Regions from separate parts of the Homo sapiens genome. Here regions 2, 3, 4, 5, 6 and 7 are each linked to region 1. A link is a loop called in an ENCODE intact Hi-C map of the cell type or tissue named here. Cell type or tissue: endothelial cell of umbilical vein. All regions are shown on one strand. Region 1 overlaps MYO5B (myosin VB). Region 2 overlaps LOC105372112 (a long non-coding RNA gene). Region 3 has its middle 45 kb from the start of ACAA2. Region 4 overlaps LINC02837 (long intergenic non-protein coding RNA 2837). Region 5 has its middle 2.3 kb from the start of LIPG. Region 6 overlaps ACAA2 (acetyl-CoA acyltransferase 2). Region 7 overlaps LOC105372112 (a long non-coding RNA gene).

Region 1 (4,000 bases):
ATGACATCTATCCTCTCCCTAGAGGAAGTTACACTCATATGCTGAATTTTGCTTAGATTTCTGGGGGCTTCCATCACATTCCCAGTCATAGCCTCTTTAAGCATTCATGATCCTCAAGTTCAGAACTTTTATCACTTGCTAACCTTCATAAGTTTGTAGAGTTTTGTTTTGGTCCCTATAACTGTGTCTTTTCCCTTGTTTTGAACTCTGGGGAGAGAAGCTATTATTGAGGAGCTGCTCTGAGAGGAGCTGCAGGAATGCGGGTGGCACTTCTGCTTCCACAAAGCTTTCTCCTTTTTTACCTCTGGGAACTAAGAGACACCAGCATCATTATCACCATTTTATATATAGGAAAATGAAGGGGGAAGAGGGCTGTGAACATGAGCTGGGTGCTGGGCAGTTTGTCTTCTTTTCAGGGCTGTATATGGGAGAAGGATGGGGAAGTGGTTTAGGAGGGCACAAGTTGCCACTGCCCTCAGCCCAACCTCACCTCGGGGTGAGCACTTAAAGTCAGAGTTAGGTAGGGGCAGGAGTGTGGCCAGGGCTCTGGTCTGGCTCTTTGACAGTGCTCCTTTGATTCCTGTCCACTTCTACCCAAGCCTTATCAAGAGTGTAAAACTCCAAAGTGAGACTGGTGCATTCCCGAGGTCCCAGAAAACCTCCTAGCAGCTCCTCTCCATCCAGCAGGTCCCCGGCAAGACAGGAGGCCTCCAGGCATTGGCACCTGGGCTTGGTCGGGCGCACCTGGGGTTATTATTCACACCCGCCGCCCCCCGCCAATACACACACCAGGGGCCTGTCCGGGACAGCGGAGACTGTGTTTGACAAGGAACTGTGTGCAGTCTCAAGATTTGCTCGGAGCTGTTGGCTCATTTGACCTTGAGCCTCGGCTGCTGTGGGCTGCCTTGCTCAGAATGGCAAAGAAGGCGGGAAGAGCTAGCTTCTGCCCAGCCCCTCCCCAGAGGGCCCAGCTTTAACCAGTCCTGACTAAGAGCTCTTGGCTTTTTTCAAGGAGGTGATCATTTCCTTATGTTCCCCAAAGTTCTGCTGGTCCTGAGTTGGCAGCACAGTTTGGGTCTGCTGTAATTTCATGGCTAGGTCATATTAATCCACAAACTGTTCACCCTCATATGGCCAGGCCTAGGGCCTCAGATGTTTCTCTGTTGTTCCTGGTGTTTGGAGTGTGCCTTCCATTTCCCAGAGGTCCCAGGGAATATGCTAGGAGGTTGAATAGAAAGCTTGGGTATGAACTAAAGAAGTTAGGCTGTCTGTGGAGCACACAGTGGGCTTTTTAGAACCGGGAAACTGACCATCTCTGAGCTGGCAGGAATCTTGTCTGTTTCCCCAGGAAGGCAGGTTCTTAACTGTGGCGGGGCCATGGTTGATAGATCCTGTTTTTCCAATATCTTCACAGAGGCCAAGTAAATATTATCCTAGGCCTTGTCTGGCTTTTTATAAGATCTGGAAGAAACCTTTGCAATAAGGTTAGTAATTAAAGATCTGGAAGAAACCTTTGCGATAATTCAGTAGGCTACTTTCACTTTACCCGTAAAGAAAGAGAGGCCCAGGGCGTGGAGGTGATTAGCCCGGGCCACGGGCTCATTACAGGTGGGGCTGGGAGTTGCCCCAATGCTAGGTTCTCCAGCCAGTTTCCTGGATGCCGAGCCTCACTGCCCCCTGTGGCTGGAGACTGACTGCAGTGAGTTAACTTATCTCTGTGTGTCACAGTGGTCTCTCTGGAAATATTTGTAGATTTATTAATTGATATCAAGCACTTACATTTTCAACAAAAAATCCTGAGCCAAGTAGTTTGGGCTTTTTCTTTTCCCACCAGGAGGTGGCGCTCCCTCCCTGGCCTTGGCCCATAATGGCCTAAGTGGAGCTGGAGGAGCTCCTCCAGGGGTTCTTTCCTCTGGGAACCAACGGCTGAAGCAAGTTGGTTGACTGGTTTTTAGTTTACTCGTGTGTCTGATTTCCTGAGCACTGTGGGCTGCCTGGGCTGCACAGTTCTCTACTTTTATCTTTGTCAATAGTGCCTGGCTTGTTACAGAATTAAGAATTCTGGGAGTATGGCCCTGTGAGGCTGGTGGCCTGGGCATTCATTAATCCTAACTTCCTTGTGTGAGTCAGCTTCGCGTGCCCCACCCTAGAGAGCTCTGCAGTCTGTAGGTTTACGGGGACGACAGAGGTGAGGTGAACCTCTGAGACAGAGCCCCAGCAGCCCCTCCCTGGGGGGTGGGGGGCTGGAGGCTGGAAAGGAGCTTTAGTTCAAGGTCTGGAGACCCTGGGTCCTGGCGCAGGAGTCAGTGTCTCTCTGGTGTGGGAAAGGAGGTGGGTGGAGCCCAGGATCCCTGCACTTGTTCCCTTTCAGCGCTGATGCGCTCTACTTCCGGCCCTCCCCAAGAATCACTGCAGTGGTGCCTACAGTCCTCCAGTGAGCTGTGCCTTTGGGTTAAAGCACCAGCCATGAAAGGCCGTAGTAAAATGCAGGCACTAACATCTGAGACGGGATGATGCTGAGTTATGAGTTTGGGATTTGTTAAAGTCTATGTTGATGTTAATGATGGAGAGGTATAATGAGGCACATCGGACCCCCACTTCCTATCGTGGCCTGAAACAGTCTCTCAGGTTAAACATTAAAAGAGCCCTGGCTGAGGAGGAAGTCCCTTCAGATGGTGGGGGGCCTTAGGATTTTATTTTTGGTTTACAGATGGTTTGCACCCTGGGAATGAGGACGAGGGCATTACAGGTCCTCATTTAGGGCTGTTTGGATGCAGTTCTTGCTCCATTATTCCTGCCTGGAAAGCTGGAATCTGGCCTGCAGGAGGAGTACTCCAGGAACAGAGGCTGTTAGGAGCAGGGAGGTGCGGCAGAGTCCTGCTGGGGGCAGCAGGCCCCTACCTGCCCTCCTCCACCCAACTCTGCTGGCCCTTGAGTATCTCTGTGTGCCCAGGGCTGCGCAGGTTGAGGACCTAGGTGGAGGTGGAACATTGGACACACCTGACCTCCAGGAGCTGCCCTTGCTGGCATGGGGCAGACACTGGGTGACTTGGACACAGCAAAAGAGTTTGCATGTAGAGGGGTAAAGAGTTCTGCTTTCCCAAATTGAGTAAAAAGTGGTAACGCACCCCAGTCCCAAGGTCAAGGGGAGACATCATTCAGTTCTCATCTAGGGCATCACAAAACTTGTTTTAGCTATTGGAGAAAGACCCTGCAAGGAGAGCTGAAGTTAAGATTAGTTAATATTTTTGTGCCTTTAAGGAGTCCCAGAAAGATCTGCATTGAAAAGCAGGTAGTGTCTGCAGTCTCCTTCCTTACCCTGGGTGGGCCTGACGTCCCCCAGGGGCTTCCCATGCTGCTCTGCAGATGCAATGTGTTCCCCACCATGAGCCTGCTCACTGCCTCCCGCTTCCTCCATGCACACTTAGGGTTCTCTCCTCCCAGCCCCTTTTGCATCTCTCCCTGTGCTTGTCTGAATCAATCTGATTGAGGGAAGCACCATGTGTGAGGCTATGTGAATGCTTCCACACTACCCACACTGCTGCCTTGCTGCCATTTACAGAGTTACCAGAACAAGCTGGCCCTCTGCTGTCTCTGGGGCAGCATGCTTTCCCACCTGGGGTTATTAGCAGGCCCCACATGAGACCACATGAACCCACTTCCAGGACAGTACCTGAAACTGGAGGACTTATGGGAGAGATGCTGTTTGCAGGTGACAGGAGAGGAGGAAGGGAAAATGGGAGTTCTTGAGCCTTGCCTTTTTTTCGTTTCCAAACCTTGGCTAGAATCTCCTCACTTTCCAGGACTCCCTGCCTGCCTGTCTCTTCCGTCTACACTGGACACCCTGTTTTTCTGTCCTTTGTTTCTAGCAAGACTGAGGATTGGGGATATTTAAATGAAGATGGAGAACTCGGCTTGGCCTACCAAGGCCTAAAGCAAGTTGCCAGGTGGAACATATTCCTTTCTTCCTGTGTCTGCTTTGTCCGTTGGGCCTGCTCAT
Region 2 (4,000 bases), 190 kb after region 1:
CCAGCTCCTTGCTATATTTTTCTGTTCAAGATGATGCTATGTTGTTGGTGGTGTTGCTGTTTCATTTTGGTTTTTCAAAAAATGAGCTGTGCTGGGCTGCCTGCCAACTGGTGCCCCGACTCCATCCAGAAAACCAGGGGTGCTGAGCTGAGCAGCACCCCACTGTGAAGCCTCTGCATATCCCTAGACTCCCAAACCAACGGGTCCAATCTACAATTTGCATCTTGTCTTGGCAGAAATCTCTTCTGCAAGAAATGGTTGCCAGTGTCTGAATAAGACTCAGTCGTTTTAAGCAACATTCAGAACAAGATCCCAGAACAGAAAAAGAAGTTCCAATTTTCCTTGTCTTTTCCCTTGAGTCTTACAGGCTTTGCCTCTTGATTCTTTACAGCAAACAGAATTGCCTCTAGGTAAAGATAAAAGTGAATGGACTCTCAGTTTTCCTTAATCTAATTACAAATGTATGCGTTGGCTTATCTTCTATCTCATATACACATAGCATCTATTACATATTACTCCCATGCCTCAACATGCTCTGATTTAAGGCAGATGAAGGGGTTATTTGCAAAGATAACTAATTCTGTTTGGTTTAATCATATAACTATATCTTTACTGTCTGTTATTTTTTTTTCCTCTCAGGCTGGAGTGTAGTAGCTCACTGCAGCCTCAAACTCCTGGGCTTATGTCAGCTGACTATTCTAAATCAAGATGAGTCATTCCCAAGAGACATTTCAAATCATTTTGGAGAAGTAAGATATTCACACATGAAGCACTTGGATATTCATAAATAGGCACCTCTAACCCATGAGTGGGTTAATTCATACAGGTCAGGATTCTGTCATATATAAGGGACAAAAAGTCCACTGCGGCTGAAGGAAAGGAGTCAGGGAAGCACAAGGACAGTGCCTGTCTCAGGGACAGCTAGGACGGGGGGCTCCCAAGATAGACCGAGAGAGACTCACTCTCCTCTGGATTCTGCTTCCCAGTGCCAGCCCCCAGGTTTGCATTATTCTTCCTGCTGCAGAGGATTCCTCTAAATGGCAGTGGAAGGCAGGTCAAGGGCAAGACAAGACAAGACTGTTGAAGACCATGCAATGGACTGAATGTTATGTCCCCCCAAAATTCCTATGTAAAAATCCTAATCCCCAAGGTAAGGGTATCAGGAAGTGGGGACTTAGGGAGGTAATTAGGACCTGGCAGTGGAGCCTTCATGAATGGCATTAGTGTCCTCATAAATGAGGCCCAGGAGAGACCCTCTTGCCCCTTCCACCATGTGAGGACATAGCAAAAAGTCACCACCTATGTCTTAGTCTGTTTTCTGAACTGGGCAATTTATAAAGAAAAAGAATGTATTTCTTACAGTTATGGAGTCTGAGAAGTCCAAGGAGGAGGGGGCACATCTGGTGAGCATCTTCTTGCTGGTGGGAACTCTGAAGAATCTCAAGGCAGTATGGGCTATCACATGGCAAGGGGACCAAGCGTGCAAACCCACTTCCTCAGGTCTCTCTTCCTATTCTCATAAAGCCACCAGTTCCCCTCCTATGCTAACCCATTAATCCATTCATCCACAAATGGATTAATCCATTCATGCATAAATGGTTTAACCCATTCATGAGAGCAGAGCCCTTCACTTACCTCTTAAAAGCCCTGCCTCTCAATACTACCACATTAGGGATTAAGTTTCAACATGAGTTTTGGAGGGGACATCCAAACTGTAGCAAGCTGTGAGCCAGAAAGCAGGTGGTCACCAGATACCAAATCTGCTGCCACCTTGATCTTGAACTTCCCAGTCTGCAGAACTGGGAGAAATAACGTCTGTTGTTTTTAAGCCTCCCAGTCTCAGGCATTTTGTTATAGCAGCCTGAACAGACTGAGACGCTCATATCACCCCTGCTCAGCAACCTCCACCAGAAGGAAAGGGTCGTTCTCATTGCCTCCCTATGTCAAAATCTCAAGGTAGAATGACAGCTGACCAAACCCTGGTCATGGGTTGCAGGGACCAATCATCGTGTAGGTGGGGGGTGGGGCTACTGTGATTGGCCAAGCCCGGGTCACACGTCCATCCCTGGGACCCTGCAGTGGAGTCACGTCATGGCAGCCCCAGCAAGGTCACAAGTCTGGAGTTAAAGAGTTGCACTTCCCCAGAGGAAGGGGGGTGGGCGGTATTATTGCCAGAAGAAAGGGAAAGGGCCATTGGACAGGCCAAAAACAACAGATGTCCACTATAATTATGTTCCAAGAGTTCCTCTGAAAGTGGTTGTTTGGAACTAAATTACATTTCCCAATGAAAACAATTGTATAACAATGCCTTATGTTTGCATGGCGTTTTATGAGGCACTTCCTTACCCATTATGTTGTTTGACCCCTCGGTTGCCCTGCCAGGTAGAAAGGATAGGCAGTTCCCTTCTGCCACACTGAGCCAGCCCTTAAAGTGCTGCAGCTGAGGGGCCCTCTGTGCCGGCTCCCGGGAGCCCTGAGGTTCTGGGCAGGGAGGCAGTTTCGGTGGAAGAACTTCCAGGACAGGGGCAGGTGTTGTGGGGAGCTGGCTGCTTCTGCCAGGCCTGAATGCTTCTGCTCCCTTCTCCCCTGACTGAGGCCTGGGCCCCTTGGATGGAGTCCCCAGGCTGTCTCCAGGGCTGTGTAAAATGCTGGTTGGAGTAGAAGTAGAGCAGGTGGAATGAGAAAGGGGCAGCAGGGAGCCCACACTGCATCCGGGGCAAGGGGCGGAGCTGAGCTGAGCTGAGCAGCACTGTGAGTGGCTGGAAGTAGGAAATGGGAGGAAGCAGTGGGGCGGGGGCACTTTAAAGGCAGAAATATTTCATTTTAATTTATCCACTGCATGATACTGCAATACAACTCTCCTCATATAAATCCCTGACTCACCAGTTAAACTGTCCGGGACAAGACACGCAGCTTGTCTGAGGAGGTAGGGTGGGTGCTGAGGGATCACACGGAAGGGACAGAGGGAAGGAAGATTTGGAGAGCTCTGGAGAAGCAGGAAATTGGAACCAGAGATGCCTGAAGGACACATAAACTCCAGGGATGAGCAGGAATTGTGGGAAGACATTGGACACCCCAGGATGGGAGGAGAGGTGTTCTGGTCACAGGGCTGGGGACCTCTGTTCAGTAGGATGGCAGTCGCCACCCCAGCCTCAGTGCTCTGTGACCTGAGCCCCAGCACCAAGTGCAGACCCACACCCAGGCCCTAGAGGTGGTGGCCAGGGATAGAGAAGGCTAAAGAGGAAGACAAGTGGTAGGAATATGAAGGGAGAGGCCCTCTTCCTCAGGGATTATGGATGGACACTGATCATTCTCAGGGGAGGAGGGCAGACCAGGCAGAAGCCTCAGGGGTTGTCCTCCATAAAAAAGTTAAAAGTAATCAGCAAAAACGAGAAGAAAAGAAGACACTTCCCACATCACCTTTCTCAGAAACTTCCAGTCATTCCCTAGGACCTAGGGCACTAAAGGCCTTTGAAATCTGCAGAACCTTTGACCTAGTAATTCTGCTTCTATAAATTTATTAAGAAATAATCCGAGGTACATGTAACTATGTATATACAAGAATGCCATCGAGCCTTCACATACCCTGAAAAATTTAAAATAATCAGATAACCATTAATAAAGAATTGATTAAGTACATTACAGTCTTCCCTCAGTATTCACAGAGAGATTTGTTCCAGGATCCCTGAGGATACCAAAATCTGGGATGCTCAAGTCCCTAATATAAAATGGCATAGTATTTGCATATAACCTACAAACATCCTCCCCTAGACTCTAAACCATCTCTAGATTGCTTATAATATCTAATACAATGTAAATGCTATGAAAATAATTGCTATACTATATTTTTAAATTTATATTATTTTTATTGTTGTATTGTTATTTTTACTTTTTCAAATACTTTTGATCCAAGTTTAGTTTAATTCTCAGATGCAGAACCCACAGACATGAAGGGCTGGCTATAAAGATGAATTACTGTGCGTCCATTAAAAATCAGGTT
Region 3 (4,000 bases), 90 kb after region 1:
GAAATAGGCTGGGCGCGGTGGCTCACACCTGTAATCCCAGCACTTTTGGAGGTCGAGGGCAGATCACTTGAGGTCCGGAGTTCAAGACCAGCCTGACCAACATGGAGAAACCCCATCTCTACTAAAAATACAAAATTAGCTGAGCGTGGTGGTGCATGCCTGTAATCCCAGCTACTCCGGAGGCTGAGGCAGGAGAATTGCTTGAACCCGGGAGGCAGAGGTTGCAGTGAGCCGAGATCGTGCCATTGCACTCCAGCCTGGGCAACAAGAGCAAAATTCCGTCTCAAAAAACAAACAAACAAACAAACAAACAAAAAAACCTATTGACCTATTGAAATAAAAAATAAAAAAAAGGAAAGTCACAAAAAATAATAAATTGCTCAAAATCGTACAGAAGTAGAGCAAGTAGCTGCTCACACAATTTCCTTTACCCTTGTCTGTCTCTATAGATTATCATGGAGTGTGTGTATGTCTGCACATACACATGTGTGTACCTATGTGTTTTCAAAAGAGAAGGAGTGGAGAACTGGGGGAGATACCAAAGATATTGCCACCTGGCACTAAAGATCAATAGAAAGTGGGGTAACTATGGGAAATTTACTTCTGACCCAGCTACATGCTATAGAGAGAGTTAGGAAATAAAGCCAAATGCATCAGAGGTTTCCCCTAGGATGACCAGTTAATTTATCATCCAAACTAGGTCAGTCTTGAAAAGTGAAAGAGGACATTATTAATAATTACCCTGGGACAAAAGGTGTAAACTGGGACTGTCCTAGGCAAACTGGGACCTAGAGGACTCTAATAACCAAAGTGCATTGCAGTAACTCCACCTCAAGTTCAAGAAAGCTGAGCAAATATATTAAGTATGGATTGTTGGGTATGAAGATGATAAAGTAGTTGGTCAGAGTGGGATTCACTGAGTCCTTGACATTTGAGCAAATGCTTGAAGGAGGTGAAAGGTGGCCACACAGGTGTCTGGGAGAAGATCAGGGGAAACCAGTGCCCAAGCTGAGGCAGGAGCATGCCAGGTGTGTTCAGGGAACAGCAGTCAGTGCAGCTGGAGCAGAGTGAGTGGGGTGCATGTTATGCAGAGCCTTGTAAGTCATTAAGAGGGACTTTGGCATTTATTCTGAGTACAACCAGGAGCTACTGCAGGCTTTTGAGTAGAGAAAAGACATCATCTGACTTGCATTTCTATCGATATGTTCTACTGAAATGAACTTCAGAGGGACAAAGTTGGAGGCAAGGAGGTCAATTAGGATGCTATTGCAGTCATCCAGGCTAAGGAATAATGGTACCTCAGATCTGGGAGTCTACAGTGGGGGTGGTGAGAGGTTGTCAGATTCTGGATATATTTTGAAACAGTCTTGAGATTTTCTAATGGGTTGATTGGCTGTGAGTTGGCAGAGAGAAGTCAAGGATGATTCCTGGGCCTTTTCTCTCAGCCACTAAGATAGAGAAAGCTGCAGGCAGAACAGGTTTTGAGGGGAGTTCAGACATTCAGATGGAGATGCCAAGCAGGCCCTTAGGTGAAGGAGTCTGGAGTCTGAAAGCATTTGGGATGGGGATATAGACTTGAGAGCCATCAGCTTATAAATAGGACTTGGTCAAGAATGGGTGGCCTCCATCCTAGATGGATATAAATAAGAAATAAATATCAATTTTTCTTCTTATAACATTCCTAGGTTTTCATTTTTATGACTTTAAGAAAAATATGAATGACAAAAATAAAACATAAAATCAAATATATCTGTATTGCCCTTTGGGGGACACCATCTCTTGCTCACTTTACACAGTAAGTGCCATTTCCTTCACCTCCATGGAAAACATTTCGTAAATTACTAAGTTGAATAACTTAAAATATAGGACGGGAACATACATTTTAAAGGAATGCCTTTGTAAATGAGAAATTGTTTTTATAAAGTGATTGATGACTTTTCTTTCCCATTCTCTCTATTCTATTTTTTATTTTAAATTTTAAATGTGAGTACTAGAACTTCATTGACTGGGTGACTTGCAGTAGTCCAGCAATAAGCCCGGGCACACCTTGTACCCTAGGTGGCGCCTCAGGCTTGGGCTCCCTCGGTCACCTTCTCATCAGCATCTCAAAGAAGCATCTCAGCGAAATTGGCCTAACTCCTTCCCTTTCACTTCCTGGGACTTGAGGAAGAGAGAGAAGGAGCCAGGAGTAAAGAAACCTACGGTAGCAGGTGGGACGCAAATGCCCCACCTCCTGGCCACTGCCCCAGTACTGTTGGCCAAAGTCACTGCCTTTTGTTTCTCGTCAGTGAAAATGTGCAGTCACAAAGCCCCGAGAGCTGGGGAGTTCGTGTAACACAGCCCCTGAGCCAGTAACAGACCACAGGCCCTCCCTGAGGTGCTGAGCACCAGGGCAAGTGAGGACATGGAGGGACACAGCGGGGAGCATGGTCTGGAGCAGCAGAGAAGATGGGGTGACAATCATGGCACTCCCCACGCTTCTCTCCTGGAGCCCCTGGAGCCAGGGTGGCTCCGCTTCCTCACCCTGTCCCCTGTACTTGAGAGTCCACAGCTGCCCCCAGCTGCTCTCATGCAACAGAGCAGGGCTGCAGGAGCTGTCTGTCTATCCCTCCTCAATTTCTATGACATCAGCTGATACAGCTGTCACCAGAGAGGTCTGGGGGGGATGGGGAGCAGCAAAAAGACAAGCATGGGGAGATGTGTGTCCTGTGCCCTTGTCTTCCTTCCCCACTGAACTGTCCAGCTACCAGGACAGGAGCCATGCTGCAGACTCCACTCACACAGTCTAGTGCCTCTGGTATGAGTGCCTCAGCAAAGAAAAAAGCATCTGATAGATGCAAAACCTTCCAGGAGCACAGCCACCATGGAACGCAAGTCCCCACCTGTCTGTGCTGCCGTGTCTACTCTCCGCAAAATCCACCAGTTCCAATAAGTGAGAGCAAAGGAAGTCATGAGATAAGCTCCCCCAGAGCCAAGCCCTGGACCAGTCTCAGCACAGCCGGGATGTAGACACATTTCAGAAGCTTGGACCTTCTGGAATGTTGTAGAAACAAGGGGCATTGGCAGAAGTAAAATGCAGAATTGGATCTTAAACATGAAGTTCCTTGGGAGCCTTTTGAGTAATACAAGATCAAATTAGAAACCCCACAATGAAGTAACATGCTGATACCAAGAGCAAGCTATTCTAGCTACACATACACACACACACACGTATTCCTCAGACTACATTTCTAGATTGCAAAGAAAAGCTACATCCCCATGAGCTGAGGCCCACAGTGCAGACGAGATGGAACTCATTCCATGTTGGCCTGTAGGTTTATACCTGGTGTGACCATGAGCCTAGTGCTGGGACCCTACTCAGACCATCAACCAGGGCTCTAGGCCTGCGTCTTCCAGGGAGAACTAGCAGCACCCCCAGCCTTGCTGTCTCCCAATTCTATGCATCAGGTCATTACCCAGGCTGCTTTCTGGTCCCCACATGTAGCTCAGAGCCCTGAGATCACACGGATCTGCCCAGCCCTGGGAGGAGGCAGTCTGCCCACTGGAGACATTCCATTCCATTCCATACACTTCAATATGTTCATTATAGACGTGAGCTCCAAGAGGGTCTGGAACCCCCAGACTGTTGTTCTTACTGCACATGGTAAGTGGAGAAAACAAAATATCCACTGAAAAGACAATGGCTGAGACAAGACCATGTTATGAAGGATACATTTGTGTTTAGTCCCTTTGAACATTCTAATAGGCAGTTTTAGAACAAATAGGAGGAAGTCCTCTTTACATGGGTGCAAAGTAACTTCAGCAACTTGTTTTCACCAAGCAATAGTACAAGGTGAAAACAGAAATATTCTTAAGACCAAAAACATTTAAACATTTCTCAGTGTAATGAGGGGGGAAAAAAAAGCACTTTCAGCTGTAGTACATGACTTTATACCTATGTTTAAAAATGCACATACAGTTAACAACACTGTATTATATACTTGAAATTTTTGTTAAGAGG
Region 4 (4,000 bases), 350 kb after region 1:
AGCAATTCTCCTGCCTCAGCCTCCTGAGTAGCTGGGATGACAGGCACGCGCCACCACACCTGGCTAATTTTTATATTTTTAGTAGAGACAGGGTTTCACCATCTTGGCCAGGCTGGTCTCTAACTCTTGACCTCAGGCGATCCACGCACCTGGGCCTCCCAAAGTGCTGGAATTACAGGCATGAGCCACCGCACCTGGCCTGGATTGTCCTTTGTTTTTGTTTTGTTTTGTTTTATTGTTTTTTGAGACACAGTCTCACTCTGTCACCCCGGCTGGTATGCGGTGGCATGATCTCAGCTCACTGCAACCTCTGCTTCCCGAGTTCAGGTGATTCTCCTGCCTCAGCCTCCAAAGTAACTGGGATTACAAGTGCATGCCACCATGCCTGGCTAATTTTATATTTTTAGTAGAGACAGGATTTCACCAGCCTTGGCCTCCCAAAGTGCTGGTATTACAAGCATGAGCCACCACACCTGGCCTGGATTGTCCAGTTTTCTTCTTAACTAGTTAAATATAATCTTTTTTTTTTTGAGACAGGGTCTCGCTCTGGTGCCCAGGCTGGAGTGCAGTGGTGTGATCGTGGCTCACTGTAGCGTTGATTTCCAGGCTCAGCGATTCTCTCACCTCGGCCTCCAGAGCAGTTGGAACCATAAACACGGGCCAACAAACCTGGCTATTTTTATTATTATTATTTTTTGTAATGATGGGATCTCGCTACATTGCCCAGGCTAGTCTCCAACTCCTGGGCTTAAGCGATCCTCCTGCCTCAGCCTCCCAAAGTGCTGGGGTTACAGGCATAAACCACCATGCCCAGCAAAATCTTATCATGTATTAACTTTTTAAAAAAATCTACTCCTGGCCAGGTGCAGTGGCTCACGTCTGTAATCCCAGTGCTTTGGGAGGCTGAGGCAGGTGGATCAGTTAAGAGTTCAAGACCAGCCTGGCCAACATGGTGAAACCCTGTCTCTACTAAAAATACAAAATTTAGCTGGGCGTGGTGGCAGGCGCCTATAATCCCAGCTACTCGGGAGGCTGAGGCAGGAGAATCTCTTGAACCCAGGAGGTGGAAGTTGCAGTGAGCTGGGATCATGCCACTGCACTTCAGCCTGGGAGACAGAGTGAGACTTCGTTTAAAAAAAGAAAAAGAAAAATCTACCCCTGATAATTCCCACCTATTGGATTTAGTTCTGCACCCTCATCCATGCTGTGATCCAAGTCCCAGAAGACTGTCAACGTGGATCCCACTCCAGGGTCTTTTCTGTTCCAGGCCAAACATTCCCAATCTACCTAGTAATACACTAATTACAAGCTGCAAATCGGACAGGCCTGGTTTGAAATCCCTTGTCTACAACTTTATGCCTAAGTACCCTTGGCAAGTTACTCAGTATTGCTTATCTTCATTTCCCTCACCTGTGTAAAGGGAATAGAAATGCCCACTCCAGGCCAGCCGTGGTGGCTCACGCCTGTAATCCCAGCACTTCGGGTGGCTGGGGCAAGCAGATCACTTGAGGTTAGGAGTTCAAGATCAACCTGGCCAACATGGAGAAACCCCCTCTCTACCAAAAAATACAAAAACTGGGCTGGGCGCAGTGGCTCAGGCCTGTAATCCCAGCACTTTGGGAGGCCGAGGTGGGAAGATCATTTGAGGTCAGGAATTAAAGACCAGCCTGGCCAACATGGTGAAACCCCATCTCTACTAAAAAATACAAAAATTAGGTCGGGCGCAGTGGCTCATGCCTATAATCCCAGCACTTTGGGAGGCTGAGGCAGGCAAATCATGAGATCAAGAGATCAAGACCATGCTGGCCAACATGGTGAAACCTCGTCTCTACAAAAAATACAAAAATTAGCTGGGTGTGGTGGCACGCATCTATAGTCCCAGCTTCTTGGGAAGCTGAGGCAGGAGAATCACTTGAACCCAAGAAGCAGAGGTTGCAGTGAGCCGAGGTCATGCCGCTGCACTCCAGCCTGGTGACTGAGCGAGACTTCGTCTCATAAATAAATAAATACAAAAATTAACCAGCGTGGTGGCGGGCTCCTTTAATCCCAACTACTTGGGACATTGAGGCAGGAGAATCGCTTGAACCCATGGAGGCAGAGGTTGCAGTGAGCCGAGATCATGCCACTGCACTCCAGCCTGCACGACAGAGTGAGACTCCGTCTCAAAAAAAATTTTTTTATATATATATACAAAAAATTAGCCGGGCATGGTGGCACATGCCTGTAATCCCAGCTACTTAGGAGGCCGAGGCAAAAGAATCACTTGCACCTGGGTCTTAAAAGAAAAAAAAATTGCCCACCTCAGAGACGTATGTCAGACAGACTCCAAGATGGCCCCTGCGGCATTCACCTGCTGGTACTCATTCTCTTGTGCCACCCTGGGGAGCAGGGACAGGGTGCTCCACGCACCCTTTGCCCACAAAAATGATGGGGGAAAGCTTCTTCCGACGCTGAACTGGTGCCATCTAGTGGCCCATGGTGTCCCTCAGCCACTCCACCACAGAAATGAAGTTTTTGTGAATAGTAGTATTTAGGGCTTCTTTCCGGACTAACCCTTGGCAATATCCAAGACAAGTTTTCCCATAATTTTGGTATCCCTTTTCTGAAATTCTCTCCCATGACAGGCAGGTGTAATGGAAAGAAAGCAAACAGTGTCAGGCTCACCTAGCTCTATGCATAATGCATCCCCAACCACTTACTGCCTGTAGGGCCTTGGGCAAACTACCAAACTTCCCTGAGCCCCAAGTTCATCCTCTGTAAAACGTGGGTCGTACAATCCTCCTTACAAAGTGATTCTGGGAAATATGTGGGAGGAACCATACCCAGTGCTCAACATGCAAGTAGATGCTCACTAAATAATTAGCTGTATTTTCGTGTCTTCCCCTTTATCATCGTTCCATCCTATCTTCTCTCTGGGCTCCAGAATTACTTTCCATTACCTAAAATATTCATTGACACTAAGAAGCGTGAGACTGAATGTATTCCTCTCCCCAGGAACACAAAGGATTCATGCCAGGAGGCCTGGGGTTCCGTCCTGCTCCAGGTCTGCCATTTACTGGGTTAGTTAACCTTTCTCGTAACACAAAAATTGCGTTGTAAAGATTATTTGATTTAACAAATGCGAAGTAACTCACATAAAATAAGCATTCAGGCCGGGTGCAGTGGCTCATGCCTGTAATCCCAGCACTTTGGGAGGCCAAGGAGGGCGAATCACTTGAAGTCAGGAGTTCGAAACCAGTCTGGCCAACATGGCGAAACCCTGTTTCTACTTAAAAAAAAAAAATACAAAAATTAGCCGGGCATGCTGGCGTGCACTTGTAATTCCAGCTACTTGGGAGGCTGAGGCACTTGAATCTCTTGAGCCTGGGAGGCGAAGTTTGCAGTGAGCCGAGATCATGCCACTGCACTCCAGACTGGGAGATAGAGTGAGACTCTGTCTCAAAAAAAAAAAAAAGCATTCAATAAATATTAATATTCATTCCAGAAATAGATGAATTTTACAAGAGGAAAGATGGAAGGAGGCAACTCTAACATAATTAGTCACTGGTGGAATTTTAGAAATGAAGTCAGATATCCAGGCACGAATCGTATCTAACTGCATTGCCGACTCTACATAGGTATGTTAATCCCAGTCTCATTGTCCCCTTCAAGTTTTTAGAAGAGTATTTGTCACTGGGTATGTAGAGCAAATCAACTCTTTAATAATTGTTAGTACAAAGGAGTTAGCACGTTGAAAAGAAATGGAACATGGTGAAGAGGAGGACGGGGAAGCGGCTGACTGCACATATAGACAATGCTCACGCAGCTGAACCATCATTTATTGCCAGGGCATGGTGGTTACTCCTGACTCTGTCCATCACCCAGGGTCCCAGCTGGAAACAGAATTCGCCAAGTGTAGCTCAAGTGAAAAAAACCCTAATGAAGGGACTCCCAGTAGAGGCATAGATAGAGTTAAGGGAGCAAACAAACAAAGACTGGTCACCTTCCCTTGGATAGAGGA
Region 5 (4,000 bases), 300 kb after region 1:
CTCTCCCCACTGCCATCCCAAGTGGCGGAGGCGGACATTTCCCTGAAACTCTGCGTCCGCTGGGGAGGCGATCCCTGGAGAAGGAGAGCATCCTCTCCAAGGCTCAAAGCCACACTCTCTCTGGGAGTGGTCTATCCGCTCCCTGGGCCGGGAGTCCGTCGGGGGAGAGCCACCTGGTCATCCCCTTTGTCCTCCTCTTCTCCCTCCCTTCCCGCCTAGCGAGGGCCGCAACAGGTGCAGAAGGCGCGGCCGCACAATAACCCGGCGGAGCTAAGGGGCTGTGAGCTGCGGCCGGCGCTGGAGGATCGCACAGTACCTGCTCGGAATGCTCGCTCCGCCACTAGCTGCAAAACTCCAAGCGAGCCAGCCAGCTTCTCCGAGGCGGTTCTCTCGTCCGCAATACGTGGGTGATAATGTATCGGCGGCTTAGGGATGTTGGGAAAACTAAGAGTTCACGTAGCAAAGCACTTAGCGAGGCGCGGAGCTCGTGGCAGGCGCTCTCCTACGGTGGGGTGGAGGGCTACGGGAACACCAGGCGACCTCCTCAAAGGGACCAGTGAGCCGAGATTTGGAGTCTAAGACGCGTGGCCAGAGCCCAGTGTCTGCCGATGAGCACTCACTCCTTGGCGAGTGAAATCAAGCATCTCCTTTCTCTCTGTTCTCCATCATTTCCTCCCGGCTCTCCTTCCCTTTATTGATCCGGGTCCTGCGGCAGAAAGCAGCGAGCGGAGGGAGAACTTGGCCCGGAGTCTGCGTCTGGCGCTGGGGAGCGGGGACTGAGCCCGGAACACCGACGGGGCGGCTGCGCCAACAACCACTGCGGACGCAGGGCGGGTACGAGAGGCTGAGAGGCTGCGTCCCGCCATCCAGCCTCGCTCCAGCCGGGAGGATCCGGCTCTTTAAGACGATACCCTTAACCCTGCAGTCGCCCGGAACAGGTCCTGCCCCTGCCTGGGGAGGGAAAACCCCCACAGCAGTCCCGCGCCCCTTCCTCCCTAGCGTCGAGGATCCAGCTGGAGAGACCTGTGCGAGGAAACCGAGCCGGAGCCAGCAGATCCTGTTCCGACCTCGCCTCATTACTTTTGTTACTCCAGCTGCCAGCAGAGCACGCTTTGTCCCTCCCGTGTGCTATCATTCATTAACAAGACTCAGGCGGGCTTTAGTTTTTTAGTATAGAACTCAATGGTCTGTGTGCGATGGTAAATATCACCCCCGGATATGTTGTTCCCACTCTGTCTCTCTCTTCATGAGGAAACTATACAGACATAGGTCTAATGTTATCTCCATTTTACAGATGGGAAAACTGAGTCATGGGGACAGGCTGCAGATTTGAAGAAAGTCTCAAGACAACCAGGTCTCTCTTCTCTGCTCTAGGTTCAATTTGGCCAATTGACCTTTAAATGTGAGCTCTTGGCAACCTGGTCTAGTGGCTGAGGCAGGGGGTAAGCTGTAGTCAAAAGTCCTCTTCCCTAACCCTGGCAACATAGACACTCATCTCTACCAAAAAAAATTTTTAAATTAGCCAGGCAAGGTGGTACACCTGTAGTGCAAGCTATTAATACTTGGGAGGCTGAGGCGGAAGGAGTCCTTGAGCCCAGGAGTTCAGGGCTGCAATGTACCATGATCACACCACTACACTCCAGCCTGGACATCAGAAGAAAAAAACTCCTTCCCTGTTCTGAGTTGCTCATAGCCATGGTCCCTAGAACATTAACTGGATAATGTGGAGAGTGTGTCTTGAGAGCCTTTGTTATAGGTGAGATACCCCCACGGAAGCTAGGGTATTTTGCAGGGTATTGTTGGAAGGTAGTCCTGCAAAGTTAGTTATCCTGCCTAGAAAAAAAGAAAAACCCGGCCGGGCGCAGTGGCTCACACCTGTAATCCCAACACTTTGGGAGGCCGAGGCGGGCGGATCACCTGAGGTCAGAAGTTCGAGACCAGCCTGACCAACATGGAGAAACTCCATCTCTACTAAAAATACACAAAAAATTAGCTGGGCGTGGTGGCGCATCCCTATGATCCCAGCTACTCGGGAGGCTGAGGCAGGAGAATCGCGTGAGCCTGGGAGGCGGAGGTTGTGGTGAGCCAAGATCGCACCATTGCACTCCAGCCTGGGCAACAAGAGTGAAACTCCTTTGCAAATAAATAAATAAGTAAATGAAAAACCTGTGTTTTACAGGTTCAACAAATCAACATCTATTTTTTAACTGCCAAGGCTATGAAACCATTTAGGTTTTATTGCTAGTTGGTTAGAGTGCCCTCCTGTGTCTCCACATTAAAATAACATGCGAGAATTTTCAAAGGACATCATGAAATTATAATTGTAGCATTAGAATGTATGATGTCAACTGTTCTGCTTCATCCTTCCCAAGAACAAGGAGATCTGAAGAGCCTCTCGCCTGGAGGAGTTCCAGCTGAGGAGTCTTGATGGAACTTCTGCTGTGTTGCAGTCAAAATTTCAAGGTCTCAGACAACACAAGGAAAGGGTTCCATCCTTATGTGGCAGCCCAGCATCTAAAGACCCTTCCAATGTTAAAGGAATAAATCTTCTGCTTATGATAAGACCCAACTCTCCACTAAAAAAAAGCTCAAAAGCAATTGCTCACCTTCCCAGCCCCAGCCTCTCTTGCAGCTAGAGTCCCCGATTCAAACTCAGTCAACTGAACTCTGAACTGGAAACTAATGAGGCTGGAAGCACATACCCACGCCACTCTGCCAATGGACAGCCAGCTCTGGTTCTCTGGGGCAGCAGTGGAGTCACCCCCAGACTAGTCTGCAGTGGGATTTGGGACATTGCTGTCTGCCTGAGTATATCCTCCAAGCCTGGTTCTTCTGCCCTGCAGATTCCAGTTGTTACCCAATATTCTCTTAATGAGGTCCTCTTTTACATACATTATCCAGAGACTGTTTATATTCTTACAACCAAGAAAATGACTTAATTGCCAGAAGCTTATTGAGCAGCTGCTAGGGAGGAAACACTGGCCTGGAGACCATGCCTGTGCTCTCACAGACACAATACAGAAAGTTACAAGTGCCAGAAGGCTGGCTGGTATGTAGGAGTTCCCAGATATCTGGACCAATGCTGTCCAACAGAAATATATAATACAAACCGCATGTCTTGGTCAGTTTGGGCTGCCAGAACAGTATACCATAGACTTAGTGGCTTTAAACAGAAATTTATTTTCTCATAGTTCTGGAGACTAGAAGTCCAAGATCAGGGTACCAGCATAGTCGGTTTCTGGTGAGGGCCCTCTTTCTGGCTTATAGATGGCTGCCTTCTCACTGTGTCCTCACATGGCAGAGAGAGAGAGAGGAGAGAGAGAGAGAGAGAGAGAGAGAGAGAGAAAGAACACGCTGATGTCTCTTCCAATAACAACTCTAATCCCATCATGGTGCCTCACCTCATAACCTCATCTAAACCAAATGATCTCCCACAGGCCCCATCTCCAAATACATCATAGGGAGTTAGGGCTTCAACATAGGAATTTGAGGGGGTCCCAATTCAGTCCATAGCGGCACATGTATAATTTTATGTTTCCTAGTGGTCCTATTATAAAGGTAAAAAGAAACACATGAAATTAAAATTAAGTGGCTGGGTGTGGTGGCTCACGCCTGTAATCCTGGCACTTTGGGAGGCCAAAGTGGAAGGATGGCTTGAGGCTAGGCATTTGAGACCAGCCAGGGCAACATAAGGAGACCTCATCTCTACCCAAATAAATAAGTAAAAACATTTTTAAAAAGAAATTAATATTAATAATATATTTTACTTAACCCAACATGTCCAAAATATTATTTCAACATGTTGCCAATATAAAAAAATTATTGAGATATTTTACATTTTTGTTTTGAAATCCAGTGTGTATTTTACACTTACAGCACATGTCAGTTCGGACTAGCCATATTCAAGGGCTCAATAGCCACATGTAGCTGGTTGCTACCATATTGGACAGCATAGATCTACAATGTTAAAACTAAAATAAACCTTAGAGATCATTTAGTA
Region 6 (4,000 bases), 70 kb after region 1:
TTACTGACCTGCCATCTCAGAGATCCTTCAGTGTAAGCCTACAGGTTCTACTCAAACAATACCACTTACACTGACTTGGGATTAATACTCAACCATATTTGCTGCCATGTCCCTCAGAGAAGACATATCTCTGTATAGAGTTCCTAAGAAAAAAAGCTGGCATGTTCATATTTTGTCATCTTTCACTATGTGTCTCAAATTTATGTCAGCAAGAACTGCAAGATATTTTGACACATATGAAAAGTCAATCTTAAGCTTATTAGCTTTTGGCTATCCACTATTGGCAAAAGATAACTTTTGTCTTAGAAATGGAAGGTGGTGGAAAAATTAAACATCCGTATGTTGTTATGGCATTTATTATTTTGATATCTAGGGTAGTGGTTCCCAACCTCAGATGATTGTCAGAATCCACTCATAACCCCCACACCCTTAGATTTTGTTTCAGTAAGTCCAGAGTGGAGCCCAAGAGCAGAGTTGGTTTTGTTTTTTGTTTTTGACACAGAGTCTCGCTTTGTCACCCAGGCTGGAGTGCAGTGGCGTGATCTCAGCTCACTGCAACCTCATTCTTCCCAGTAGCTGGGATTACAGGTGCCCGCCCCCACGCCTGGCTAATTTTTGTATTTTTAGCAGAGACAGGGTTTTTCCACGTTGGCCAGGCTGATCTCAAACTACTGACCTCAGGTGATCCGCCCACCTCAGCCTCCCAAAGTGCTAGGATTACAGGCGTGAGCCACCATGCCCAGCCCAAGAGCAGAGTTGGTTTTTTTCCTGCATACACCTAGATGCTTTTGATGATCAAACAAATGTATGTGACATGGGTTGGCTATTTTATACTCCTTTTTCAGTTTAACTTTATTTAATAGGTTCTGGTAGATTAGCATAGCCAGTGAACCAAGAAAGCGTTGTTTTCCTTCCTTCTGTTCCTGGGCCTGAATATTTGCCCTAAAGTACAAAGAATGCTCCTGTGGTAGGATTGTCATTTTTCCTCGGGGCTTGAACAGAGCTGTACATTCCAGATGTCCCACAGTATCAGCTGCCCCCTTCATCTAGAAGTTTGGCTGTCACTTGTATATAGTGATGGGATTAAACAAAGTAACTCGTTGAAGCATCCCAGATGAATAAGTGGGGAGAATAAGTTATTAAGTATCTAGTGGGAACTGGTTTGTTAATCTAACTTACAAGAATAGTGGTTCTCAGTTCCATGATTACCTAATGACTAGCAATCCTTAGCCCTGCAGAATAGCTGCAGACCAAAAAAAAACGGGGAAAGCCATGACTTGAAAAGAATAGTACTGGTTCTGAGGAAATACACAGCTATAGAAAGACAGCACTCCCTGGAACTCCTCAGGGGTGGCAATGGTAGAGGTTGGTGGGTGGAACTTTGAGCCTCTTCAGCTGGAGCAGTCTGGCATTATCTATTACTTGGCATCATATGCAAAAAGAATTCTGATGCTTAAAGAGAAAAAGGTGGAAAACCCATTCAGAGTGCTATTGATGAGTAGCTTGTTGCCCAGAGAGATGCACAAAGTCGCACAGCTATTAGTGACAGGAACCAGGACTAGAAATAAGGTCTCCTTTTCCTAACAAGAATACTAAACCTTCCTGAAGTCCCAGTAAATAACAGTGGTCTGGGAAGAGTCCTTTAAAAATCGAGTTATGGCCTAGCATATTGTTACGGTGGATTCTGAGTTAAAGTGAAAGTACGAGTCATGCTTGCTGTGTTGTTTATGCAGACAAGGAAGTGTGTACAGTGGTCTGAACATTGTCCACCTTTTATGTGTCTGTCACCACTGTTGGCTACTTCATCCCCTCACCAGGCTGGATAACTGATGCTTTACTACTGACTACCCATCTCATTTTCATGATTTCATGCTTTAGACATACAAAGAGAATCTGGAATCAGATCCTGTAGTAAATCAGTAGCTGTAGTAAATCAGTAGCCACATGAAACTGGCATTTTAAATTGAAGTGCATTAACTGGATAGTCCTAATCAATAAGCACGTGGTTTGTTGTCCAAAGAGTATTTTAACTACGTGACAAAATAAATATTATATTTAGGTTTCATTATGCCTTTCTTGTAAAGACTGATTTTCCATTTTATAAGGTAAAATGCTTGTGAAACTTGATGCAGAATATTTGACTACTTGAATTCAGCAGAACATACTACATATTTTTCTTTGTAGACATTTTTGGCAGTTTCATTCTTTAAGAACAAGTCGAGAAGTAGATAATCTTCTCTACCCAAATTTTTTACCTTTTGAGAAAAAATATGGATTTAAATTATGAGCAATATTAAACTCTCATTACATCATCAGAAATCTGGGAGCTAAAGTTTATTTCAGAAGTCTTATTAGATGGAGTTGCATTTCTTAAATTAGGAGTTATGTTTTATTTAAATTTCCTGCCTACCCTTGGAGTTGTAAACATCACCTTACTTCATAAAACCTTCCCTGAAGTGCCTCGTAGTTTCCCATCTCTCTGTGCCCATGTGGAGATACTGCTATTTCTTGTCTTTTATCCAAATGGGCCTGAAAATTCAGAGTGTAGCCACAGTAACTTCTGTGCTGTGAATGCATATGGCTTGGATCCCAAGTAGAGCACTCAGTCTGCCTTGCTCTTTGATATCAATTATAATCTATTAACATAACTAAAATCCCATATATGGACTCCTTTGGCTGTTTTCAATCTTAAAGCCGTTTATGGTAGAACTTTTCATGTAATTCTCTTATCTGCAGTTTGAATGTATAAACAACTTTTCACCTTGGTTCCATTTTATTTTTATTATTATTTTTTTTCTTTTTTAGAGATGGGGTCTTGCTGTGTTGCCCAGGAGGCTAAAGTGATCCTCCCACTTCAGCCTCCCAAAGTACTGAGATTACAGGCATGAGCCACCATGCCTGGGCCCTTTTTCTGCCTCTTTATGGTCACTTCATTTAATAGGTACGGTCAAGGTAGTAAGATTTGTGGCTACTAATAACTGCCGCATTATTTCTTCCTTACTTGGAAAGAAGGAGAAGCTTGATACGTAAATATAAGATGACATTTATTTCTATATTTTTATAGAAGATTTTTATTATTATATAGGTCCTGTCCCTGCTATCAGTGGGGCACTGAAGAAAGCAGGACTGAGTCTTAAGGACATGGATTTGGTAGAGGTAAGTGTTTTTTTTTTTTTTTTTTTTTTTAACAACATGAATAAACCATGTACTTTTATAGCATAAATGACTTTAATTTGGTCTCATTGCTCTTTGAATTTCATTGTAGTTAGCCTTTCCAAATGATGTACATCTAAATAAATAGTACCTTCATTAGATGCCTTGTGTTGATACTTTTCCCCACCTGGTTAACATGCTTTATTTATATTTGAATATTCAAACTGCCTGATTTCTCTTACTCAAGTATAAATTCCTGGGAATTTCTTACTACTTTATAAAACTGTTACATTTTAGACTATTAACATGCCTGTTGAATATTAAAGTGAAAAAATATATGTAAAATAATTGACATAATAGAAAAGCAATATTTAGTGCCAAATCTACAAGTTTCTTGCCCTTCTCGCCAGATAGAGCCCCCTCCCTTAAATGTATCTTTGGCTTTTATACGATAGTTGTAGCTTGATTTGGGATGCACCTATCATAATTTTTGACACTGGAACTTAAATTTATTGAGTGATTTCTTTTTAAATGTTAGTATTAGAACTAAAGTGTCTTAAGCATAATTAAAAGAAGAGGTGGAGAAACATTTAAAGATGGTTATATACATTCCACACTTTTGGAATATTTATTTGAAAATTTTAGGTGATTAAGCATGTGATGCCTGGCATTGGGAAATAACTAATAGAACAAAGGAAATCTATTTAACTTGATAGCGAAGGGGTAGGCACAGGTGTGATTTCCTCTATGATAATCTCTCACACAGGAAACCATGATTTCAGACAAATGGTTTATCTTTAAATCTCTTCCACTTTTAGCAGATCACAGTTCAGAGCCTCAAAGAGGC
Region 7 (4,000 bases), 130 kb after region 1:
TAAGGAGCAGACAGAGGGAGTGCAATAAGTTTGAGAATGTCAGGTTTGATCCAGGAAGACACCAGACCATGGGAGGCAGCAACATGCAACAAGCTATATTCGGTGGCACTTGGACAGTGTGGAAGGAGACGGTGTGTCCCTCCCGGCAAGGGGCCTTCTGCAGCTGGCAGGCAAGACCACCACCCAGAAGGGGAGTAGGGCTAGGGTTGGGGAGCTCCTGGGGAAGAAAGGGGAGTTGTCCGGGTGATGTCCCTCCACAAGGTGGGGAGTCCCTGGGTCCAAGAGCTCTGAAGGGCAGCAGCGATGTGGAGTCCTTCACAGCCACAGGGTTTGTCTTATCCATGGTCAGCAGATGTTGGAATATGCAAAATAGGTAGGCTCTAAATGGCCAGAAATACAGATGCTCCCCAACTTACGATGGGGCTGCCTCCTGACAAGCCCATCATAAGCTGAAAATGTCTAACCCCATGGAAGGTCAGAGAGCGTACCGAATGCACAGTGCTTTTACACCATTGTAGAGCTGAAACATTTTTAACTGAACCATTGTAAGTCAGGGACCATCTGTATGTTTATTTGGATGATATTCCAAGCAATTGGATATGTAAGAATTTGAGTTTAGCACTGGCTGGCTTTGGGCTAATGGTCCTAGCCTGCTGTGAATAAATGAACAAGACAGGAACATGTTAGGCCAAGCCACTGAGGCCACACTTGGCCCGTTCACATAACAGTGAGATGCAGCTGAGCGAGTATGTCTCCCAGATGTGGGTCCCCCACCAGCCAGGCATGTGTAGAACCCCCATCAGATAAATTGAAATTATCCCCAGAAAACTCAACCCTCCAGGGCCTGAGGAAGTTCCCACTGTGATTTTCTTTCAAGGAATTAAGTAAACAATAATCCTTTAAGTATGAGTGGAACTTTATCTTTTTCAAAGCCCTTTCATATTTGCTTCTTGCAACACCCTCTGACAGAATCAAAATAGGAATGCCCCACGCCCCCACCCTTCACAGATGGGGACATAGGCTCAGACATGTGAAAAGGACACTTGGGAACAGGAACAGGCACAGCCAAGACTGAAAGCTGGACTCCTAAACTTCTGACTGCTCTATTTTGCCAAACCACTAGGGAAGCAGCTGGAAATTGTGCTCATTGAGGGCGAGAGAGGACAGATCAAGACTATTTTCTGCCCTGCGTTCCTGAATTGCACAGACTGACAAAGATTTCATGATCTTGGGCCATGATCATGAGCCATTTGCTCCCTTTTTTTTCTTGAGATGGAGTTTCACTCTGTCATCCAGGCTGGAGGGCCGTGGCACGATCTCAGCTCACTGCAATCTCTGCCTCCCAGATTCAAGCCATTCTCCTGCCTCAGCCTCCCAAGTAGCTGGGATTACAGACACGCACCACCATGCCTGGCTAAGTTTTGTATTTTTAGTAGAGACGGGGCTTCGCCATGTTGGCCAGGATGGTCTTGAACTCCCGACCTCAGGTGATCTGCCCACCCTGGCCTCCCAAAGTGCTAGGAGCTAGGATTATGGGAATGAGCCACTGTACCTGGCTTTTTTTTTTTTTTTTTTTTTTTTTTTAATGAAATGGGGCAGTTCTTACGGAGTTTAAAGAGAAAGTGAGCTGGGTGTGTTGGTTCATGCCTATAATCCCAGCACTTTGGGAGGCCAAGGCAGGTGGATCACAAGCTCAGGAGATAGAGACCATCCTGGCTAACACGGTGAAACCTCATCTAAAAATTAGCCAGGTGTGGTGGCACACACCTGTAGTCCCAGCTACTCTGGAGGCTAAGGCAGGAGAATTGCTTCAACCCAGGAGGCAGAGGTTGCAGTGAGCCGAGATCAAGCCACTGCACTCCAGCCTGGGTGACAAAGCAAGACTCCATCTCAAAAAAAAAAGAAGAAAAAGAAAAAAAGAGAGAAAGTAGTATCAATGTCTTTGCTTTGCCTCACCCACTGTCTCAGCTAGATGTGTCCCTGAGTAATTTAGGCGTCTCACAGATAGGGGAATGGAGGCCCATGAGAGGAAGTCTCATCCAAGGCCCAGAGCAACTGCAGTGCCTTTTCCCCATCGGGCTTGCTCCAGCCTTTGGGCCCTAGGGGGCGCCAGAAAGCCTCACCTTTCCCAGAATCTATGCTGAGAGGAGAATGTTGCCACCAAAGGCCCAGTGGAGGCCATTTGGCCTCCCCCTCTTCATGACATTGTTCACCCAAGTCTCTGCAGCACCCCAATCCTGGGACCCTCAATATCAGAACTCAGTGCTCTAGGGGCCCAAGAGCGGCCTGGCTTCCCTGCCCCACAGGAGTTTAAGGCCCATGGGCTTCTTTTCCCAGGAATTCCTTCATTGCTCCAAAGCCCTTCACCTTTACCAGGAAATAACTCTCCAGGGTGGCCCCAGACACTGCCACTGGGATGCCCCAAACTCTCTTCTGGAAGCCACTCCTCGCACTACCGAGGCCCAAGGGTATTCACCCTGGCCCCGACTTGCTGCTGTCATGTGGCCAGCCATTTCCAGAAATGTTCTGGTTTGAGGACCGAAAGGCCCACGTCCCGGGAAACCCCTCAGTCCTGTGTAAACTGGGACATTGGTCACTGTATTGTCATCTCCCTCATGGTAGGTCGGCTCCAGCCCAGGGCTCAGCCCAGTTCTTGGATCCCAAGCACGGATTTTGATTATTACTCCAAACCATGGGCCAAGTAAGAGGTTCTTTCTGCTGATCTGTAAGGGTCGGCAGGGGCCTGCCCTGTGCCCAGTTCCGCCCCTGTCCAGCCGAGGAAACAGACTTAGTTATTATCTTAGCAAACAAGGAGAAACTGTGTGAGTGAAATAGGATGGTACCATTGCCAGAGTAAATAATAGTAACTGTGTTAAATCTCCAACAAGCACCAGGTTCAACACTGGGAGCTTTGCGTCGACTCTTGCATCTAACCCTCACTGCAAACTACGAGGTAGGTCTCTTCCATGCTGGTTCTACGGATGGCGACTTGGCAGCTCAGTGATCATCAGCTTGCCTGAGGTCACCCCGACTCTAAGGGCACAGTCACAAGCTCTTTCAACCATGTTACCCTGGCGCAGGAGACAGGGCATCTGGCTTCTCATCCCAACTTTTTCATTAGCTAATTACATGACTTTGAGGGAGTCCCTTGGGACCCCGGAGCCTCCACTGCATTGGATAAATGAGAGCTCTAAGCAAGGTGCTCTCCAAAGTCCTTTTGTGGGTAGCTTAGTGATAGAACATGGGCCCTGGGCTGAGATGGGGTTGAGTCGAATGTCAGTGCTGCCACTTACAACACAAGTGGACAGGGACAAGTTACTTAACCGGCCTTCACCTATAAAATCAGGAAACTACCTCCAGTCATTTGTGGTAAGGAGTAAATGAAATGAGGCACCAAGGCTGGTGTTTATGAAAACTTTTTTTTTTTAAATGCCAGCTCTTATTGTTCCAGCTCCTACATTTTAGGACATTGTGTCTCCCTACCCGACCCCCTTTCACCAAGTCCTTATAACAGATCTATATTGCCCAGAATGCATTGCACGCAGAGCTAGAGAAAACTTCTCGGCTGGGCTTGGTGGCTCACACCTGTAATCCCAGCACTTTGGGAGGCCCAGGCAGGAGGATCACTTGAAGTCAGGAGTTTGAGACCAGCCTGCTGGCCAACATGGTGAAACCCTGTCTCTACTAAAAAATACAAAAAAATAGCCGGGCATGGTAGTACTTGCTTATAATCCTAGCTACTCGGGAGGCTGAGGCAGGAGAATTGCTTGAACCTCGGAGGCAGAGGTTGCAGTGAGCTGAGATTGCGCCACTGCACTCCAGCCTGGGCAAAAAGAGTGAGACTCCATCTCAAAAAAAAAAAAAAGCGATAATTTCTTGATTCTTTTTCTCAAATATGCTTCCAGAAAATGGAAAAGACGTGTCCATGGGAAACAGAGAGAGGTGGCCCACAGAGATGGAGGGGAGCAAAAGAGTTGGCTGAGGCCTGACCCAGAAGATA

Evidence for each region. Peaks named below come from ENCODE experiments on the same cell type or tissue, not always from the same donor. Only the 100,000 strongest peaks of a DNase experiment are listed, where the experiment ranks them.
Region 2: a loop joins it to region 1, with 3 times the contacts of the local background. A loop is called at or near these places in 3 of 110 quality-filtered maps.
Region 3: it touches region 1 in a loop (10-fold over the local background); 11 of 110 quality-filtered maps call a loop at or near these places.
Region 4: a loop joins it to region 1, with 11 times the contacts of the local background. A loop is called at or near these places in 99 of 110 quality-filtered maps.
Region 5: a loop joins it to region 1, with 17 times the contacts of the local background. A loop is called at or near these places in 82 of 110 quality-filtered maps.
Region 6: it touches region 1 in a loop (2.7-fold over the local background); 19 of 110 quality-filtered maps call a loop at or near these places.
Region 7: it touches region 1 in a loop (6-fold over the local background); 4 of 110 quality-filtered maps call a loop at or near these places.

The regions. Positions count from the first base shown.
Region 1 is chr18:49,856,760-49,860,759 of GRCh38, reverse strand. It overlaps MYO5B (myosin VB), which reads left to right. Exons shown (of 40, transcript NM_001080467.3): 30 at 3,870-3,947. Among named protein-coding and RNA genes, the nearest start is that of SNHG22, 45 kb to the right of the region's middle. RefSeq lists an enhancer at 3,661-4,000. In endothelial cell of umbilical vein, a CTCF peak has its summit at 1,838 (motif pointing right); a DNase peak (open chromatin) is centred at 1,879; H3K27ac peaks cover 541 bases.
Region 2 is chr18:49,662,858-49,666,857 of GRCh38, reverse strand. All of the region lies in intron 2 of LOC105372112 (a long non-coding RNA gene), which reads right to left. Among named protein-coding and RNA genes, the nearest start is that of LIPG, 100 kb to the right of the region's middle. RefSeq lists enhancers at 1,874-2,719, 2,720-3,567. In endothelial cell of umbilical vein, no CTCF peak of the experiment used is centred here; a DNase peak (open chromatin) is centred at 2,227; H3K27ac peaks cover 1,868 bases.
Region 3 is chr18:49,766,264-49,770,263 of GRCh38, reverse strand. No RefSeq gene overlaps it. Among named protein-coding and RNA genes, the nearest start is that of ACAA2, 45 kb to the left of the region's middle. In endothelial cell of umbilical vein, a CTCF peak has its summit at 2,044 (motif pointing right); a DNase peak (open chromatin) is centred at 2,073.
Region 4 is chr18:49,509,295-49,513,294 of GRCh38, reverse strand. The region is part of intron 2 of LINC02837 (long intergenic non-protein coding RNA 2837); the gene reads right to left. Among named protein-coding and RNA genes, the nearest start is that of LINC02837, 12 kb to the right of the region's middle. In endothelial cell of umbilical vein, a CTCF peak has its summit at 2,475 (motif pointing left); a DNase peak (open chromatin) is centred at 2,474; H3K27me3 peaks cover 202 bases.
Region 5 is chr18:49,557,777-49,561,776 of GRCh38, reverse strand. It overlaps a transcript of LIPG not described here. Among named protein-coding and RNA genes, the nearest start is that of LIPG, 2.3 kb to the left of the region's middle. In endothelial cell of umbilical vein, a CTCF peak has its summit at 2,263 (motif pointing left); DNase peaks (open chromatin) are centred at 416 and 2,256; H3K4me3 peaks cover 1,115 bases; H3K27ac peaks cover 1,144 bases.
Region 6 is chr18:49,786,447-49,790,446 of GRCh38, reverse strand. It overlaps ACAA2 (acetyl-CoA acyltransferase 2), which reads left to right. Exons shown (of 10, transcript NM_006111.3): 8 at 3,086-3,156. Among named protein-coding and RNA genes, the nearest start is that of ACAA2, 25 kb to the left of the region's middle. In endothelial cell of umbilical vein, no CTCF peak of the experiment used is centred here; a DNase peak (open chromatin) is centred at 1,786; H3K27ac peaks cover 895 bases.
Region 7 is chr18:49,726,860-49,730,859 of GRCh38, reverse strand. All of the region lies in intron 3 of LOC105372112 (a long non-coding RNA gene), which reads right to left. Among named protein-coding and RNA genes, the nearest start is that of ACAA2, 85 kb to the left of the region's middle. RefSeq lists an enhancer at 3,586-4,000. In endothelial cell of umbilical vein, a CTCF peak has its summit at 2,088 (motif pointing right); a DNase peak (open chromatin) is centred at 2,119; H3K27ac peaks cover 770 bases.